Linked DNA regions of Homo sapiens: all the other regions are linked to region 3. Evidence: chromatin loops called from intact Hi-C (ENCODE). Cell type or tissue: CD4-positive, alpha-beta T cell. All regions are shown on one strand.

Region 1 (5,000 bases), 63 kb before region 3:
GAGTCCTGGCATCTCTCATGCTCCCATCTTTGTCTGGTGTTTGTTTTTCAAAATTTTGCTTGAAAAAGCATGTAGAATTCTCCTCCATTTCTTCTCAAAGAGGTTGTAGGGTTTCTGACTACCAGCACAGTAAATGGGAAGGCTCCTTTGGACGCCTAGGAATTAAACACCATGGTAACTGGATGCTATTATTGAAGTACTGTAACTATGTCCCAGCCTACAGAAGCCACACCAATCATTTGCCTTCCAAATTAACTAGATACAGATGATCCAGATGCTAGAGAAGGGGAAATTTCTTGTTTTCCAGTTCTGATTCCTTTAAAATTCATTCATTCAGTTGTTTCTTTTAATCATTCATTTCTGTAAGTAGTAATAAGTACTTACCGTGGGGTAAGCAGTGCTGGGACTGGAGTCGCCATGCTATGTAAGACTGTCTGCAAGGAGCTTTGAGTACAGGGAAAGAGACAGATGTGTACATAATCATCACACACATAGGCATTATGTACTTTAGAAAGGGTGTATGCAAAATGCCACGGGAACACAGAAGAATGTCACTTGTATTGATTTTGATTGGGAGAGGGAGTGGAGAATTAAAGAAGGTTTCTCTGAAAGGTTGGGTCCTGAGGACTATAGAATATAGGAGGGTTGTACAAGCAGAGGGGATTTCAAAAGTAAAAGCATAAACACACAAATTCTGCTTGGACAACTTGGAGCGGCACAGGGTGCAGAGTGGCATTATGGGAGATGAGGCTGGGACATTTAGGCTGGAGCAATTTGATGGCAATGGATGGACTTTATCCTGCAGACAATGTGGACCCAATGAAGAGTGTTAAGCTTAGGATGACATTATCAGATCTGTTTTGTTATTATCTTATATATGACTCTGAAGAAAAAAAATATTTTTAGCTGTGACTTATCAGGCACTGTCTATATACTTGACATATGTTGTTGCATTTTAAATCATAACAACTTTCTGAAGGGTGAGCATTATTTTCCTCATTGTACAGAAGAGGAATTTGAGGCTCAGAGAAGTGAAGTAACTTGGCCAGGTTGGTTCGGGGGCCATGGACTGGGACTCAAGCCTGGGCTTGTCAGACTGACTGACTGATATTCTTCTGTACTCCCCTGCCCCCCTTTCCTGGTGGGCACACAGCTAGCATTTGATGACAATTATTTTATGAGTGGTCCCTGTTCTGTCAGGCCATATGGACTATTATCTAAGCATTGCAAAAGACAGGGCTAGGAATGGTGTGGGAGGAGGGTAGAGAAGAGGGGACAGGGATGGTGGCTCCTACACCTTGTGATGGCCCTGGTGGCCTGCCAGTGATGAGGTGCGTTTCCATTCTGAAGATGCAGCATGCCCTTGCCTGGGCACAGGGACTGCCCTTTAGGCTGGCCAGCCGGCATGCGGGCTGGCCTCAGGTAGTCAGCAGGACCGCCTCATCATCCTCTGATTATGGCCTACCTGAGTGGTTTGGTGACTGGTGAGGATGGCCTGTCAGCCACCATCACCAGAAACCCTACAGGCCCCCATTTCCCCTGGAGAGTCGGTAGGAAGCCCCATGCCTCCGTAGGACTACTGATGGGTAGGTATGATCACATCCTCCCCCAATTCTAATCTGAAGATGGCACTAACTCTTTTGCTTTAGCAAGACCTGGATTCAGAACTGAGCAAATGGGAGGCAAGGAGCATTTTAAGTATCTACTGCTATCCTTCCTCCTCCCCTGGGAGATGAGAAGGCTCTGGGCACCTGCAGTGGAAGCTCCTTCTGGGGTTCATGCGGCTGCGGGATGGAAGAGTGCTGTGGCCCCGGGGTGCGGCGGGCTATGCTGTACCAGTGGAGGTCACATCACACCAGGCACTAACACAAAGAAACTTTCTGTCTGCGGAGCGTGGCTGGCATGTGGAAACATTGTTTCTGCAGAGACTCTAAAACAAATGCATTCCGTGGGCCCAGGAGCGGGCACTGGACGTGATGAAAGTGCCTTTTGTGGGCGCTTCTGTGGGAGTCGGATGGAGGTTGGCGTGGCCCCCGCAGTGCGGAGCGCGGCCTGGCCTTTCCTGCTACGGCTCCCCCTCTGCCTGTGGTCGCGGTGGCCATAGAAACGCGCTGGGCTCCTGCTCCACTTCCTCTCTCTGCCTTCCCTCACCAGCAAATCAAAACATAGACTGAGCAAACAAACAACAAACAGAAAAGAAGCCCCCAAAACCTGGAGTTTCGAAGAAAATAGAGAACACTGGCTTCAAAGGGCCTTTTCGTTTAAATTACCTTCTAGTGCAGCAGGGAGCCGATAGAGGGCGACGTCGGCTCCCTTCGACCTTGATCGCTGGAGAGAGGTTCTGCAGCAGTGAATGAACTGTAACGTGATTGTAAATACTTTCAGTACTTTCAGGGCCGTGATTGTAAATACTTTCAGGGCCGAGTGGAGTTTGTTCTGGTGGGGTTTTATGTGTTCTCCTTTTCTTACAAAAAAAGAAGGAGAAAAAAAATAGTGTTCAGTGACGAAATGGCAGCAAGAAACAGATTCTCCAAGTACAGTCTTGCACGCTCCTCAGCTCCTTAGTCCAAAACAAGTGAAGCCACGGACGAGCTCTGGTTTTCAGGTGCTTGACCCAGTCCTTACTGGCAGGAGTTTCATGAGCAGCGATGGAGTAAGAGTTAGTGGGATTGTGCCTTCTGTTTAGTGATGGACCCAGAGGCGTGGATGAGACCCGGGAGGCCTCGGGTGTGGCCTAATTCAGGAGGAAGTTGAGCTCTGAGCTGTTTCCTTGGGTGTGGCCGGTTGCTCAGTACCACCTCCCTGGGGCCTCCTGCGTGGGAACATCGGCCCTTGCAGGGTGGCTAGCAGAGGTCAGGATGGCTGGACCCCTGGCCCTGGCAACTTCGGTGCTGTTCTAACACCTAGGCCGGTGGGTTCCAGAGTGTTTCATACACAGAGGCTTAAGACAAGGAAAGCCCTTTCAGGGTGTGTGTGTGTGTGTGTGTGTGTGTATAGGGGGGATGGTTAATTTCTAATAAATGGTAATTTCGAATAAATGGAAACTGTGATATTGTGATGTAGCCAGCATTCCAATAGGCTGGAGTTTTTTGTGTTATGAATATGGCATTTTTAAAGTTTGACCTAAGGGTGGGACCTTTTTCCTTTGGGTCCCTCAAAGCATATCATATTCATGTTAGTGTAGAGGTGCTCTGTCTGCTCTGGCCTAAGGAATCTTTTCTTGGAGTAAGTTGGCATTTTTGTGAAAACTGAAGCTTGAACCTCCAAACCTTACACTGACTACTTCAAGTTTTTGCTTCCCACTGTTAGCAGGGGAGCCATTAGCCGAAATCTGATATGTATGAACATTCTCTCTCCCTCCTCTTGCTCCCCCTCCTCTCTCTCCCTGTCCCTCCTCTCCCACCAACCCCCAATATAGCTTGATACAAACTCTTGAGGGCTGCTAGAATTAAAAAAAAATCCTGCCACTTAATTTTTCTTTTCTTACCTTCCTAAAATAACATATTGCTTTTTTGTTCTTATCCCAGTTCACACTTCAACAACCTCAGATCAGTCAAATGTTTATTAAAATTTTTTTAAAAAACATAACAAATCAGAATTGATATAGAAAAAAAATTCAAAAAAGCAAACCTATCAAAGCAAAACAAAAACAAACCAGCATCATAAAATTCAGAGAACCCCCTCTACCATGCTCCCAAAAGAAAAACTCTATTTAGAGCCTGAAGTAGATGGAGCTGATTGCCTGGCTTGGTTTTTTACATGACCCTGAATAGGACACCTCAGTGTGGGGTCCTTCTCCCTGCCTCTACAGCTTGTGCAAATGAAGACTTCCTCCCCTTATTCGGAATGGAGGATCAAGGATATTAATGATGCATTGTTCCTCTTCCAGTGATATTTGTGAGGATGAAGGAGGAAAGCAGGAGAGAAATGAGTGCTAAATATATTTTAATCACCTCTGCTGCTTTGAAAGAATTCCCACAGATAATCTTCAGCTCTTCAGCAAAAAGCAGCCTCCACCCTCGAGCCTCCCCTTGTCCCTGTGTGATGTGGCACCGACCTGCAGTGTGGAGGGGTTTGCACAGTGCTCTCATTGTGTAATTAAAAGAAATTTCCTGATGCTGATGGGCCTGGGCTGGCTTGTTAGCACTATCAGTGCAAACACAGAGACATTAAATTTAAGTGAGGGCCCGGCTAGTTTCTGGGCTGATTGGATTGTCATCCTGAGGCTCTGTTTATAGAGTGGGGCCCTTTTCCTCCCCCACCTCTGGACTCAAGGAGCTCTTGTGGGGCTTTCAGGAGAAACCTCCCCAAGGAGCTAGCCTGGGCCAGCGTTTAAACTGACCCAGATTAAATCTTCAGGAAAGAAATTCTGTTCTTCATCTCACTCCAGAAACAGGGCATAAGAATAATGTTTTCTTTTTCCCCCAACTGATCTCAAGAGATCAACTTATAGAAGAAAACTCAAATATCCTTCTACTAAAAAAAAGTTTTCTGCTCGATGTCTCTATCTTCCTTTTGATGTCATTGGGAGAAAGTGTGTCTGCCTCCTTCTTCATTAATGTATTCTGTGAAATGTGAGTCCATTTCTTTCCATTTGTAGAACAACAGAATTTTCTACTTAAAATTCACATGGAGTTGAAATATATCATTTGTATGAAAAATGAGATGGGCCATTTGGAAAATGTAATTTTAAAATATGCAACCTACACCAGCATATGATCAAAGTAATGAGTTAATTTTAATTTCTTTTTCTTGTTCACAGATGTCCTTGAAGGTTATAACGGGACGATTTTTGCGTATGGGCAGACTTCATCAGGAAAAACCCACACCATGGAGGTAAGATTACAATGTGCTCTAATGCGAATCTCTGAGATGACTGAATGGAACTGACGTTTCCAGCAAAACTTGAGGTGCATGTGGCTTTCTTTACTGGGAAATAGAGACGGTTATGTTTGGCCAATTAATTATGTCTTTGAGAAGTTTTAAAATAGCAGCAAAAA
Region 2 (5,000 bases), 480 kb before region 3:
ACTGACAGTGTAGAACAACTTGCAATTTCTCATTTCCCTTCTATTTCTTGTACTACTCATAGAGGTGTACCTGGCTTTTTAAAAAATTAGTGAAGATAAAGATAATGTGTGACAGTGTAGGCAATGAAGTTGAGAAGTGGCAATTATCTCCATTAATAATTAGAAATGTGATTATATGAACATCTATTACTTAATCAAGTAGGTTTTAGAGTGTCCATTAGTAAAAATGTTTATTATTAAATGTCAGCAGGGAATAGAAAATAGTAGAAGAAACTCCACAGGGAGGCCCTCTGGACTGAAAGACTGAATTTTGACTAATTGTTCATTTCTTGAATTCATAGAGCTTTTTCTTCCTCTTTTAAGTTCATTCTTCCCTGACCTGACCAGTAGCTGGTCTGCAGATATGACATCTGGGAGAGTCTCTCTTTACCTCTCAAATCTCATGATATATACAAATAATTTCATGCCCCACATCTATGTATTTATTTTCTCTTCCAAAAGTAGTCATTTCTCCCTCTATTAACTACTAAGTTGTGTTAAAGGTGAAACATTATACTAATTTAGCTTGAATTAATGCAAGGTGTTTACAAATATTTTAAATATCTTGAAGAATGAGATGACAAAACTCATGAAATTGTTTTTTCCAACAAGTAATGCTGAATCGTTTTTGTGCTTGAATGGTAATTGTTATTGCAATTTTTCATGGTTAGGTAAAAATCTTTTACCCATGACTATCACTTTTGAAAACTATAGTCAAATATCCATTTTCTTCATTACAAAATTAGAATTAATTTCACCAATTCTTAAAAAGTCATGAAGTATCACATACAAACAGTTGTCATAATACCTATTCCATCAAATTATTGTAAGGATTAAATGAGATAATGTATATAGAGTTTTAATACAATACTTGGGCCGGGCGCGGTGGCTCACGCCTGTAATCCCAGCACTTTGGGAGGCCGAGGCGGGCAGATCACGAGGTCAGGAGATCGAGACCATCCTGGCTAACACGGTGAAACCCCGTCTCTACTAAAAATACAAAAAATTAGCCGGGCGCGGTGGCGGGTGCCTGTAGTCCCAGCTACTCGAGGGGGCTGAGACAGGAGAATGGCGTGAACCCGGGAGGCGGAGCTTGCAGTGAGCCGAGACTGCGCCACTGCACTCCAGCCTGGGCGACAGAGCAAGACTCCGTCTCAAAAAAAAAAAAAAAAAATTCTTGGCACATAGACATTTTTTAATAAATAACAGGTATTTCTTTTACTAAGATTAAATGTGAGAGAACCAAGGTTCTCTGGAGGTTTTTCATTAAAACATTGTAACTTCATTTTAAATATTTGGAACTTTATATAGTCAATTTTAAACTCCTAAGATATTTTAATCAAAATTTATAATAAATAAATGTCTTATAAAACTTGTTAATACGTCAAACTTATGTTCATACAAAAGAAATAGTGAGGATAAATTTATTTAACACATTACACACAGTGCGATATTGTCAGGCAACGTGGCAATGATAATACTGTCAGAACCCTTGCCAAGCAGCCTGCAAAAGGGGCCCCAGCCCAGCCTCAGCAAACCCTAGGTGGCCTTGCAGAGTGCTCCCAGGAGCTTGCTTGGCAGACACCTCATTAGGAAAACAACTGAGACTGACTCCATGAGATGACCAGGGCCCCTTGAAACTGGAATGGGTAGGTAAAAGGAAGACAGTACATACATAATAAAAAAACTTCTTATATACCAGTTAGAAGGAATGAATAGATTATACAAACTAGATGGTATTTAAAACAGTTATAAGGAGAAAAAAGAGAAGTATGTATATCATGACACCTTTTGTGTGTGTGTTTAAAAAAAAACACACATAAAACAATACTAGATTAAAGTATAAAAGCAGACTAAAAGTTGAGGGGGGAAGGTGAGGGAAAATGGGACCAGGATAGGTAACAGGGAACTCCAGCTTTATTTTTTTAATATAAAAGACTTAAAGGAATTTATTAACATTTCCTTCCAGCGGGGGAATATATTAGGTTTATTTTATCCTATGTACTCCTCTGCATTTTAAAATTTCTAAAAATAAATGACAAAAATATAAAAGCTAAAGACTAGCTTACAGGGCAGCAAAAGGTAGGGGTTGATGCCATATTCCCCTTATAATTTGGTTAAAACCAATACACTAATTTTTCCCTTCAGTTAAACTGACCTAAGTACGTATATATTTTTTGAAACATAGGACCATCTGGGCCACCTTTGACAAATATTTTTATTTAGCAAATACATAGAGCATCTATGGTATGTCTAGCACTATAGAACTCAGGGGTGGAAAACTCGGAGTTCTCAAAGTGTAGACAGAAACTCAATGTATGCATTGTCCAGTCCTGGTGTGTGAGGAAAAAACCTAGGGAAAGCTATGGTAAACTGAACTAAAGTTCAAAAATGTTTCAAAACACTATGCTAACCAAACTAAATACAACAGTAAGCCAAACTCTCCCACGACTGCAAATTTCCAGTCTCCATGGTAGATGCTAAGATAGGACTTAACTCATGGAAACCCATGCTAACCACCTGTTATGAAAACGTTACCTCCAGCAGCTTTTCTAGTAATTGTCATGACAGGGTAAATGAAAAGAATCACCTTAGCACTTGGAAAAAATGAGTAATTATTTATTGCATAAAGGAGGAAAAACAAGTTAACAGTCAGGATGGGCAAAGTGTACATAACCACAGAGGTGGGTAGCATGGATTTACCTGATTTTAGTTCAACAGCTTCATAGATCTAAGCTTCAAAAATGGCAGATGCACCGTGTGTGTTATTCGGGCCAAACATGTGTAATGGAATGCTAAGTGGAGAGAAAAGGTCAGAGAAGTGATAGGCACCCTGAGGCCGTCATTCTTTATCTGTTCAAATAGTTACCTCATTTTGGCTTTTGGCCCTGGGGGGCAGGCTCCGGAGCCTCAGGTGCGTCAGAGTTAAGCTGTTTCCCACCCCGGAACACGCACCGGCATTTCAGCCTTCACTTGCTCAACTCCAGAGCCAGGACGCTCCAGAGAGGACAGAGGGAGCTCCCTAGTGGCCAGAGCCTGCAGTTCAGCCCCTCCGCCCTTCCTCTGATCACACAGTCAGGCTGACTGAGAAAGAAACAAGAAGCAACACAGGGCCGGCTGGAGCCAGGGAGCATGAGGGGCGTCTCTGGGAGAGGGAACCCGTGGCCCAACTTTCTTCCCAAATCACCAGATTGTGGAAGAAGCATGTGGAAGAGGAAAAAGTCCATCTCCCCGCCCCACAATCTGTTCAACTTTTTTTAGTAGTTCTGTGACTTTAATCATTAGTATTCAGTGATAAGAATCCCAGAGTGATGTTTTGTCATCTGAATTTTCCAAACGCGAGTATAAATTGGCTTTCTCTCGTGGAATTGGTACTTTTGTTTTCTGATTAGGAAATTAAATTGAGTTTTGTTTCTTTAATTTTTTAATCTGGTGTGTTGTTTTCATTAATTCCAGAAGTGGAAAGCTAAATAACCATTTAGAAGCTGCTATTCATGAGGCCATGAGTGAACTGGACAAAATGTCTGGGACTGTAAGTTAATTTATTTTTCCATTATACTACGTTTCTTTGAAAATAAATTGTGTTACACTTTTTGGTAAAGTCTCTTGAGTATTGTCAAACAACTCACATAGCAATACTAAATTACTAGCCTAGAAAAAAAAGACAAATATTAGAAAAGATTCAAAGTCATTTAAGAAAAAGAAACCTACCACATTAACTATGTCTTTCTTCCTGAGATAAGTAATTTTGTTTTGCCACATAACGTTCGTTTAAAATATGAGCAGCAAAATATTGAAGTTCAAACCACAGCTTTCTGCACTTGACTCTGTGAATGGCCATGGCCATTACTGTTGCTTATATATGTAGTAATGCAAACTTTGTTCTGTCCATTGAACCAAAAAGACAGTGGGGTCAAGATCAAGAGTATATAGACCTCTCATATCCCATTTTTATTGAACTGTGCATATAATAGCATTGAGTGTGAGAAGTTTAATCGTTATGCTCCAGTTCACATATTGACTGATGTAAATACTTAAAATATAATTTTGGTAATCTGTTAAAAATGTGAATTGTCTAAGGCTATTTAGCATGAAAAATAATTTCTTTTATTTGACCTTATGTTACAAGGTTATCTGAATCCCAACAAACCATCCAATGACAATTGAATGATGGGATTAGTATAGGTTTTAGAGATTTTGTAATCCAACCAAACCATCATTTCGCAGATGGGTGAATTGAAGCCCTGAGACATTAAATTTCCTGATAAAATTATAGGAAAGATCTAGATTGGGGATTATAAACTCAAATGTTTTCTAGGGCCAGGCAAATTATATCAGTAAGTAAAGTGGGCCAGGTATGACAGCAGTTGGAATGGATGAGAAATGCCAGTGAAGATCCATGGGTTAGGGTAGGCTACCAATCTAGAGGCTCAGCACAGTATAAGCCATTACCCACTTGAGTCTGGTGCTGGTTGAGGAAGGGTTGCTCCACACCAGGGCACAGATTCTTTCTGTATCTAGTGACCACCTCTCTTAGGACCTCAGAGTGCTCCATTATATCCTTTGCATTTTGCCTTGAAGGTAAAAGAAAAGAGCGTGCTAAGAATACTGCCAGCATAGGTTTTATGAGCCAGACCTGGAAGCTCATTCTGTTGACTTTCCACTGACCTGACCTAATCATATGGCCTTCTTAACTCAAGTAGAATAGGAAATAGAACATAGAATGTGCCTGCCCAGGAAAAAGAGAAAATGAGTTTGGCCATCATCTCTCTAGGCTCTGCCTCGGGACATTTGGTCCTGGTGGAAATCAGGTAGTTGAGAGTAATAAGGATCAGGGCAACCTGGGAGTCATGTGCTCTCTCCAGAAGGCATTCCTTCCATGCTCCAGCAGATCTTAGACATCTGGGAAATTGTGTTCATGTTGCAAGATCTTTCCATTTTTCATATAAAACTAGAAGTCT
Region 3 (5,000 bases):
CATGCTTGAGAGATGGGGGTAGGGAGGTGGAGAGGTAGGGATGACTCCCTGTATAGGCAGGTAGAAGCAGCAGGCCACATCTTCCATAGATTTCATGACGGTGTGGTCTTTTCTCCTGGGTTGGTCATTGATACTGGATCCCATGGTCTAGTATGTACTACTGGGGGCATTATCAGACTCTGGGACAGTTATAAATAAAATTTCAGCAGCAAACTGATTTTTTTTTTTTTTAAATAACAGTGTCCTGAAATTACTGGAAACTTTTGAACATGAAACCACTAAATATATGAACTTTGTAGTGGTAAGAAACCTCACAGTTAAAACCCCTTTGTTAGGGGTATTGTTTTTATCCATCAGGCACAAACTCAAAATCTCCTTTTAGATCTCCAAGGACAGGAACTGGCTTCAGAAGTTATAGCTCTGGTTTGGGAGAAGAAATGTCTAGCTCTTATTTTGGAGGAAGCCCATCTTTATACATATCTATATTTTTACTCTTCCTCAATTTACATGGGATCTAGGCATAAAAGACAAAGTGTCCTACTTTGACAGACCTGGAAAAGAAGAGGAATTCATTCTCTTCCCAGGGTGCCAGAGCTTCTGGCTCAGCAGCGTTTTCCTACCAGGAGCTGGTGTAGGCTGTGAATTCCATGTGGAAGAGATGGGTTTTACTTTGTCTTTCTGCAGAGGCTGGACAAGATGTAAGATACACCTGGTCAGGCTCAGGAAGGTGTTTCTCATCCTTCTCCTACACTGGACTAAAGACAGTGGCAGAACACACTCAACTTAAAGATTGCATGCTTTTCTCACCCAGTGTCTCCATGCCATTAGAATAGAAAAGGAATATAGTGAGGAGTGGTTTTGGTAGGCAGATCTTTGGCAGTCGGAAGTAAAATGGGTTTAACAAGGACCTCCATGAAGGTAGAGTCAGAAATAGATACTTGTCAATTTTCTTGCTGTTGACATACATTCTGCAGTATTGTTGACACTGGAGTCACTTGACATGTACTATTGTTGAACTTTTTTAATTTTTAATTTTTATTTCAGTAGGTTTTTGGAGGACAGGTGGTGTTTGGTTACATGGATAAGTTCTTTAGTGGTGATTTCTGAGATTTTGGTGCACCCATCACCTAAGCAGTGTACACTGTACCCAGTGTGTGCTCTTTTATCCCTCACCCCACTTCCCACCCTTTCTTCCAAGTCCCCAAAGTCCATTGTATCATTCGTATGCCTTTGTGTCCTCATAGCTAGCTCCCACTTATGAGTGAGAATATACGATGTTTGGTTTTCCATTCTTGAGTTATTAATACTTCACTTAGAATAATAGTCTCCAATTCCACCCAGGTTGCTCCGAATGCCACTATTCCATTCCTTTTTATGGCTGGGTAGTATTCCATGATTTTACACACACACACACACACACACACACACACACCACATTTTCTTTATCTACTCATTGACTGATGGGCATTTGGGCTGGTTCCATATTTTTGCAATTGCAAATTGTGCTGCCGTAAACATGCACGTCTTTTTCATGTAATGACATCTTTTCTTTGGGTAGATACCCAGTAGTGGGATTGCTGGATTGAGTGGCATATCTACTTTTAGTTCTTTAAAGAATCTCCACACTGTTTTCCATAGTGGTTGTACTAGTTTACGTTCCCACCAGCAGTGTAAAAGCATTCCCTGTTCATCACTTCCATGCCAACATCTATTTTTTTTTATTTTTTTTATTATGGCCATTCTTGCAGAAGCAAGGTGGTTTCACATTGTGGTTTTGATTTGCATTTCACTGATAATTAATGATGTTGAGCCTTTTCTATATGTGTGTTGGCTATTTATATTGTTGTTGAATTCTTATGGTAAGGTTGATGCCAAACTACAGGCACTCAGCAGTTTCTAGTGTACTTCATATTTGCTACCAAATTTCAGGGCTGATACCTGGTTCCATTTTTTTAGCCCTCAAATGTTTACTGAACAGATAGTGATATGATGAGTGAATGACATCAATAACGACATAGGTGGGCACTCAGAGTGTACTGTGGAACATCAAAAAACCACGGTTGGAGTCATTGTCTTTCAACCAGTGGAAGCCTGTGTTTCTGCGCTGGATTCTGGACAGGGCTCTTTGTTTTCTCTTAAGGTGCTAGGCTGCACTCTGGTGGCTAAACAAAATATGCACACAGTTACTTGCTCATTTGGTCAATTGCTCTTAAAGACCATGTTTGCATTTCAGCGGATGGGTTTCTATCCCAAGTAGCTTGCTTCAACTTTTGTTTCAAGTAGAGCTTTGAAACTTAGAAACTAAATATAGATCATGCGGGAATGCTGGCTGTCAGAATCTTCTTTTCTAAGGTGGATTTAGACTGTTGTTCTCAGATGATCTTAAATAATGAGCTAGATTACTGTCTGTTTGGAAGGAACAGGTGTGAAAAGGCAAAGGAAAATAGACTGGTAGTAGTAATGAAAAGTTATGCTGAGAAACCTTCATCAAGAAGCCCTTTGGTAATTCATAGTACATTCTTATTTATTCGATTTTCTGTTTAATTGAGGACTACATAGAAACACCTTTTTATTTCAATCCTTGTTTATAGAAACATATTCAAGGCATTACACTACTTGTCTACCTGAATAAGCACACTATAGAGAACATTAATGAAGTTTTGATTTGAGTTTTTATAGGAATTCAGCATCACCTTTCGGAGCATTGGGTGTCGCTGCTGTTACAGAGATGTAAGGTGTAAGACATTGAATGGAATACCTTTTTGAAGTTATCTCCTTTTAAAAATCTTCAGTGTTTCTTCTTATGCTGTCATTTCTCTTTCTAAAAATTGATGGTAATGAAAAACCTAGTTAATTGAGGATTATATTTAGTAGGGGGTTTCAACTGAAAGTTTCACCTGAGGTGTAGGAGAACTTGGGGTTGAATGTTTAGTACTTTCCGCTTGTCCTTTAATTAGGATTCTGAACCAGAAATCCATGGACACCTTGGGGATCCAGGGGCAGGTTTCCAGGGAGTCCGTGAACCTATGGAAATTGTGGGCAACATTTGAGTGTGTCCCCTTCTTTGCTCAGTTGGCAGATGTGAATGGAGTCATTGAGGAGGAGTTTACCATGGCCCGCCTGTACATCAGCAAGATGAAGTCAGAGGTCAAGTCCCTGGTGAACCGCAGCAAACAGCTCGAGAGCGCCCAGATGGACTCCAACAGGAAGATGAATGCCAGCGAGCGGGAGCTGGCAGCCTGCCAGCTGCTCATCTCCCAGGTGGGCCCTTCCCTTCCCCATCATTGCACTCTTGTTGTCTTGAGATCTGCTCCCTCCATGCCCTTGCTGGTGCTGATGGTGCACCTTAGGCTTAGTTGAGGGACTGCTTTGTGTAAGCTTGGCCTCCCCAGGTGATGGCAGCCCAGGTCTATTCCTAGGGCTACATTTTGTTGTGTGAAATAGATGAATTCTGTTGAGTCCGTTCCCTTTTTCGAGGATATATCTATCTACCCATCCATAGATGGATGGCTAGCTAGCTAATGAATGTAAAAGATTGGGTGGAATCTCTAAAACTCCTGTAAGTAAGGCAATATTCCCTCATCTTTTAATCTCTACCATAGGTCCACTTTAATATGGAAAAACAGAAACTACTACTAATAGTAGTAGTAGCAGGTGGCATTTTATTGAGTGTTTACTATGTACCATACACTGTGCTAAGTACTTCACATGCATTTTCTCACTTAATCTGAAAAAAATCCTGGTAGGCAGGTTTTATTATTATTCCTCAGATAGGCAGCTGAGATTTAGACTAAATGTCTGTCCAAACACCTACAGCCCGTGAATGACAGAGCTAGGACTCAAAAAAATGTGTGTGAACCCAAAACCCATGTCTTCAAGGGCTTTTCAAGCCCGAGGGTACATTTCACTTGCCTATTGAGTAAGGCTGCTCTTCTTCCTATTGGAGTGGCATTTTCAGTTTAATAAGGTAGCTTCAGAAAACAGCAACCCAGTTTCTGGGCTACCACTGATATCTGAGCTTGGTATTTGGGTCTGACGTTTCCAGGAGGGGTCTAGTTGTATACTACTTGCTGCTTTATGCCAGGCATTAAAATAGGCTGTCATTTGGAGTAAACAGGAAACAGATACCAACATGGATTGGTGTGTCAAATAATACTGAGGCGGACAAAAGCACACTTTATTCTGGTATGCTTTTAACCATAATAATGTGTAATCATAGAAACATCTCCAACCTCTCTGTCTAAAATGGATCCACAAGGTTCCATTTTATAACCAGCATAATAAGCAGAAATGTATTGAAAAGATTATTCAGTGCTAATATGTGATAGTAAAATTGATATATTCATACATTGTTGATAAAAGTATAATTTGGTCAGTCCTTTTGGGAAGCACCGTGGAAATCAGAAACCATAAAAATGTAAGTATAATTTAGTCCAGTAATTTCACTGACAGTATTTTTCATTGTTAATGAAAATGAAAAAAATTTATTTCATATGGTATTCTCATTTCCTGATTAAAAATATTAAAAGCTTTTATGCAAGGTATTGAAGACAGTGTTATTTTGCATTATAATAAAATAAATTGCCCAAATATCCATTGATAGACTAATAAGATAAAGTTACATGGAATAATATTATGCAGCTCTTATAAAAAATGTAAAAACCTAGCCATTGGGAAAGTCTAATGGTATAAAGTTAAGTGAAAATGAAAATGCTGAGTTGGATTTATATTGTGCTTTGCATTCCTGCAGCTAAGACCAGGAATATCAGGGGGAAATAGTCCATAGATTGGTTTATGGTTTACACCACTTTTTCTGGATTTGCTTTAGAACTTTATTTTTTTATGATTATATAGTTGTTATTTATAAAAAATTAAAATAAAAATGATATGCATTAGGCAACAGTGTACCTCATCTGTGATTTCTAGGTCATCTATGATACCAAAAGCATGTGTTTTGGCCAGCCTGCCTCTAACATTTCGGGGCCAAGGCAAGGGTACTC
Region 4 (5,000 bases), 420 kb before region 3:
TCCTGAATCACCATGATCCACTCCAATTACCCAAACCAGAAACCAGGGAGTAGTCCCTCCTCCTATCAATAAGTTCTTCAGGCTCCACTGATTTTGCTTCCATACTTGGATTCCTGGATTCCTTCTGCTTTAGCTCAGGTTTCATCTGTCCTGCTTGAGCCACTGCAGTAGGTCCCTAACATTTTTCCCACTGTCTAAGCATAGTCCCTTCAAAACCATTCTACACTGTGTTTCTAAGTGGTATTCCCCTGCTCAACACCCTCTGGTGATTTCTTACAGCTCAGAAAAATCAAGTTAAAGTGCCCAGACAAGACACCTGGTGTGCTGATGGAACCCTCCCTCTCCAGCCTTATCTCCCTCTCCTTGCACTTTAGGCTCAGGTCATACTCTGGTGCCTGTGTGTTCTGGACTCATCACGCTGTGCCTTGTATTTGGACTGCTAGACACATTCTCCCCCCTGAATGTTATATCTGTTCCCTCCCTGCTTGTCTGCTTGGAACCTCTTCTCCATCACTCAGCGGCACTCACATCAAGGCATGCCAGATTATCGGTGGCAGGAATATAGTCGAATGACATGTGTTCCCACCCTTTACCCTAACGTTCCTGAGAATATATGAAGTACTGGGTAAATTATCTTCATATTTACATTAAGAAATATAATCAGGCTGGGCGTGGTGGCTCACGCCTGTAATCCCAACACTTTGGAAGGCCGAGGCAGGTGGATCATCTGAGGTCGGGAGTTTGAGACCAGCCTGGCCAACATGGGGAAACCCCGTCTCTACTAAAAATACAAAAAATTAGCCGGATGTGGTGGTGGGCACCTATAATCCCAGCTATTTGGGAGGCTGAGGCACAAAAATCACTAGAATCCAGAAGGCAGAGATTGCAATGAGCTGAGATCGCACCACTGTACTCCATCTTGGGCAACAGAGCAAGACTCTGTCAAAAAAAAAAAAAAAAAAAAATTCTATATAACATAACAACACAGATAGCACCTATAACACCCGATATTATGTACATGACTGACTTCCTTCAGTGCCATCCATGTCTCCCCCCTGCTGTTAACACTGCATTCACTTCCTGGGCTGACATGTGAAACTTTGGAGTGTTTATCCTCTAAAGTTATGGCCTTTCTCAGAAATCAAGATACTGCCATTTTGGTTCCCGTGAGCCCCTGGGCAATGCGTCTTTTTGGACTGTGTAACTCAGTTCTTCTGCAAGGAGACTCCGACTTGGCATATGGAGGCATGGAGGTGCCTGGGAGACTCCCATCTGCCCAGGGATTTGCCACCCATTTCTCCCCTTCTCTTCACAATTCCAGCCCCATCTTTTCTCTTCTCCCCATTCCCCATCTCTTGGGTTTTGCTTTTTCTTCCACTTTTATCCCTGTTGGGCAAAATGAAAAGATTCCCATCACAGGAAGGGTAAAAGCAGATGTTCTGAAGTTGTCTACTAGCTAAGTCAGCACTTAATATATACCAGAAACTGTGCTAACAGCTTCACACGTGTTAACTCATTCAATCCTCACAAGAAGCTTGCCAGACAGGAACTTGTGTTTCCTCCACTTTTATAGATGAGGAAACCATGACCCAGAGAGGTTAAGTCACTTGCTCAGGGCCCCACAGCTAGAAAGGAGCATAGGCCAAATTTGACCTTGATGTCTGACTGTGGCACCTGCACTGCCATATTCCCACTGAGTCCTGCAACAGTTTTGTAAGCTGTGTCTCAACATCCCACAAAGGTGTCTGCTCCATGGGGCTTCTTGACCACCTCTCCTTCAAAAAAAATAATTTAAGAATAGAGAAAATAAACCAATAGCATTTATTCCTATATGCTGTTTCTGTCCATGCTTTTATTATTGCATGTGCCACAACTCCATGGTAGGACTTTAGAACTATGCCTTTTGGGCCATCTTTCTACCCTAAGAGCTTAGTACACAGAAATTTGTCTGGGTGAAGATATTTTTCTAGAAGCAGCCTAGTCGCAGAGCCATAGTCACCAGCTCATGCTACCACCACAGTGGTCTTGTTTCATCTCTTCTGTAGGTCAGCTGGCCGAAGCCACAGGGCTGAAGCAGATGGCTGAGCCTGCAGATGGTGCAAGGCTTCTGATGGAAGGACCTAGCAATTGAGGTAAAAGTGCAGCAAAACGTTCAAGAAAAATATCTGAGCCCGCGGCAGACCACAGTCATCATTGCCCTCCTGTTAAACCAGAAGGCTTCCAAGCCTGAGAGCAGGCATGTTTGCCTGACCACAGTCTGTCCTCATTGATTAAACAGTTTATAAATGAAAATGAAATAAGAGCTCTCTGCACTGTAGTAGAAAATGTTTCCTGTGAGGCCAGTGCTGCCCAGACCTGGGAGTGTGTGGGAGACAGCAGCATGGGTGTGTGCGAGCGCATCACCTTGGCCGCATGCCGCCCTGCACCACTCCACAGCGTGCCGTGGGGTTACTCAGCGTCACCACATCCTGGCTCGGCTGGTGCCCATAGGTGCAATGTGGCGCTTCCATGGAGCTAGCTTGATCAAAGGAGGCTCCTGGGCCTTCTAAAAACCCCCACACCAGCTCTTGGAAAAGGAGTCATAGAATAATGTCAGGGAGAAAAATGAGTAGGGGCTGGTGACCCCCCCAGAGGGAGTGGAGGGGAGGGTGGAACAGGGTAGGGCTGTGCTCTGCGTGTGCCTGTTCCTGTAACTGAGTTCCAGTCTTGAGGCGTGAAGGCATCTGCTGGAGGAAAGTGGGCTGGATGGCTCTGCCCAGGTAAATGGTCAGGAAAGAGAAAAGGAGAGCCTGGTCATTAGGACATCAACCATGTGGCTAACAGGCCACTGCGTTGATGCGTCTTGTGGCAAACTGTCCCTTTAGTGACCTGAAGATCCTCAGGTGACACAGCAACTTCCATCCTCCAGGTCAGTCCTGGCCCTGTGTGCCCCATAGCCAGGGAACAGCTGAAGTAGCCACTCCTGCAATGCCCACTTGGCTGTCACGATGCCCCACGTTCTGCCCAGGTGAGGCCAGGCTGAGGGTGGAGGGACGGGAGAGGAGAGATCATAACCCGAATCAATGCCGAATCAATGGCAGCCTCCTGTCATCGCATCCTTTTCATAGGGAGTGGGCACCAGAGAAGGCACTGGGTGCAGGGAGGAGGCAGAGGATGCAGCATGCAACCCCACATCTCTGAACCCACTGTGAGATGCGGCCTTTCTCCCCACCTCCCTTTGTAGGATGGTACGATGGTGGGGAAGAAGCAGCTGCAATCCTTCATCTACCTTTTCTTGTTCATTCTTCTTACGCTTTGGGTCCTTCTCCAATTCTGACATTCAAACATGGAGACTTAATACATTTGAGACTGGAGAATCTGGCTAGAATGTACACAGCCACATTCTGGCTTTGTGCTGGGACCGGGACCACAAGGGGACACCATCTGATTCATTCATTGCCTCTTTGGCTTTGTTTCTGGTCTGCTCTCAATGTCTTTTTGGTGACTGACTCATGGATTTTGGTTAGCACACATTTAAAAAGGTGAACATTGATGTATTAGTCCATTCTGACACTGCTATAAAGAACTGCCTAGTGGGGATCTGTGGCTCACACCTGTAATCCCAGCACTTTGGGAGGCCAAGGCAGGCAGATCACGAGATCAAGAGATCAAGACCATCCCGGCCAACATGGTGAAACCCTGTCTCTACTAAAAATACAAAAATTACCTGGGTGTGATGGCGCACAACTATAGTCCCAGCTACTCAGAAGGCTTAGGCAAGAGAACCGCTTGAACTCAGGAGGCGGAAGTTGCAGTGAGCCGAGATCGCACCACTGTACTCCAGCCTGGTGACAGAACGAGACTCCATCTCAAAAAAAAAAAACCAAAAAACTGCCCAAGACTGGGTAATTTATTATATAAAGAAAAGGTTTAATTGCCTCACAGTTCAGCATGGCTGGGGAGGCCTCAGGAAACTTACAATCATGGCAGAAGATGAAGGGAAAGCGAGGACCTTCTTCCTTCTTCACAAGGCAGCAGGAAGAAGTGCTGAGTGAAGGTGGGGAAAAGCCCTTCATAAAACCATCAGATCTTGTGAGAACTCACTATCACAAGAACAGCATGGGGGAAACTGCCCCCATGAGTCAGTTACCTCCACCTAGTCTCTCTTTTGACACGTGGGGATTACAGGGATTTGGGGGATTACAATTCAAAATGAGATTTTGGGTGGGAACACAAAACCTAACTATATCAACAGAAATGCAAAGAAATGGTTTTGGGGTTGGTAATGCTTCCTTTCAGATACAACTACCTTTTCCGGTAGGCTACAAAAAATATATTTAAAAAGCCGTGTCCTGCCTAGAAAATATCCCTTACTTCTCTTTGAGGAGACATTGACAAGCAGGCTGGATGGAACACTTTTATTTTCATGCCTGGCTGTCCTTAGCTCCATCACTGGTTAACAGGAGGTGTCTCAATGCCATTACAGGCAGACTGAAAACTGCCGCAAAAGAGCAATGAGAAGCAGGGTTCTCTGGAGTCCAGCTCTGAGAGAAGCCTTGAGGGAAAAGGAAAATGGCTGAGTCTGTAGAACTCCTGGCTTCTCTTCTGCTGCTGCAGTTGTCCAAAAGAGCCACCCATCAGCCACACATGCAAGGGGTGGGGGGATTCCTGGAATTTCTCTGCCACCTTACTGCACTCTTCACCCTCAGTGTCACTTTTGCCTCTTGGGGATGCAGTGGTTGGTATCCACAAAGAAGCAAGTGGAGTCAGCTTCTCAAATGTCTAATCAGCGCTATTGTAGTTTGGGTTTCCTGGGAAACAGACTCTGAGATGGAGGCTTGAGTGCAGGGGGGTTGTTGGGGAGTACGCTCAGGAACAACACTGTAAGGGAGTGACGGAAGCAGGGTGGATGAAAGGAGAACTCGAACCGCAATGCAGTCACAGCGAGGCCTCAGTTCTGAAGCTGGGGTGGCCCTCAGATGTGTCTCAAATTGAAGCAAAGGGTACAGGCCTTTGGGCCT

What was found. Peaks named below come from ENCODE experiments on the same cell type or tissue, not always from the same donor. Only the 100,000 strongest peaks of a DNase experiment are listed, where the experiment ranks them.
Region 1: it touches region 3 in a loop (5-fold over the local background); 23 of 110 quality-filtered maps call a loop at or near these places.
Region 2: it touches region 3 in a loop (19-fold over the local background); 25 of 110 quality-filtered maps call a loop at or near these places.
Region 4: a loop joins it to region 3, with 2.8 times the contacts of the local background. A loop is called at or near these places in 49 of 110 quality-filtered maps.

Annotation. Positions count from the first base shown.
Region 1 is chr2:148,924,519-148,929,518 of GRCh38, forward strand. KIF5C (kinesin family member 5C) reads left to right here. Exons shown (of 26, transcript NM_004522.3): 3 at 4,763-4,836. LOC101928553 (a long non-coding RNA gene) reads right to left here and starts at 2,731. Exons shown (of 2, transcript NR_187659.1): 1 at 2,271-2,731. RefSeq lists an enhancer at 1,481-2,105. In CD4-positive, alpha-beta T cell, a CTCF peak has its summit at 2,270 (motif pointing right); DNase peaks (open chromatin) are centred at 2,303 and 2,763; H3K4me3 peaks cover 1,302 bases; H3K27ac peaks cover 938 bases.
Region 2 is chr2:148,506,565-148,511,564 of GRCh38, forward strand. It overlaps MBD5 (methyl-CpG binding domain protein 5), which reads left to right. Exons shown (of 14, transcript NM_001378120.1): 13 at 3,496-3,571. Among named protein-coding and RNA genes, the nearest start is that of EPC2, 140 kb to the right of the region's middle. In CD4-positive, alpha-beta T cell, a CTCF peak has its summit at 3,085 (motif pointing left); a DNase peak (open chromatin) is centred at 3,037; H3K4me3 peaks cover 647 bases; H3K27ac peaks cover 361 bases.
Region 3 is chr2:148,987,938-148,992,937 of GRCh38, forward strand. KIF5C (kinesin family member 5C) reads left to right here. Exons shown (of 26, transcript NM_004522.3): 16 at 3,073-3,261. Among named protein-coding and RNA genes, the nearest start is that of LYPD6B, 48 kb to the right of the region's middle. In CD4-positive, alpha-beta T cell, a CTCF peak has its summit at 2,162 (motif pointing left); a DNase peak (open chromatin) is centred at 2,144.
Region 4 is chr2:148,566,364-148,571,363 of GRCh38, forward strand. No RefSeq gene overlaps it. Among named protein-coding and RNA genes, the nearest start is that of EPC2, 76 kb to the right of the region's middle. In CD4-positive, alpha-beta T cell, no CTCF peak of the experiment used is centred here; a DNase peak (open chromatin) is centred at 2,418.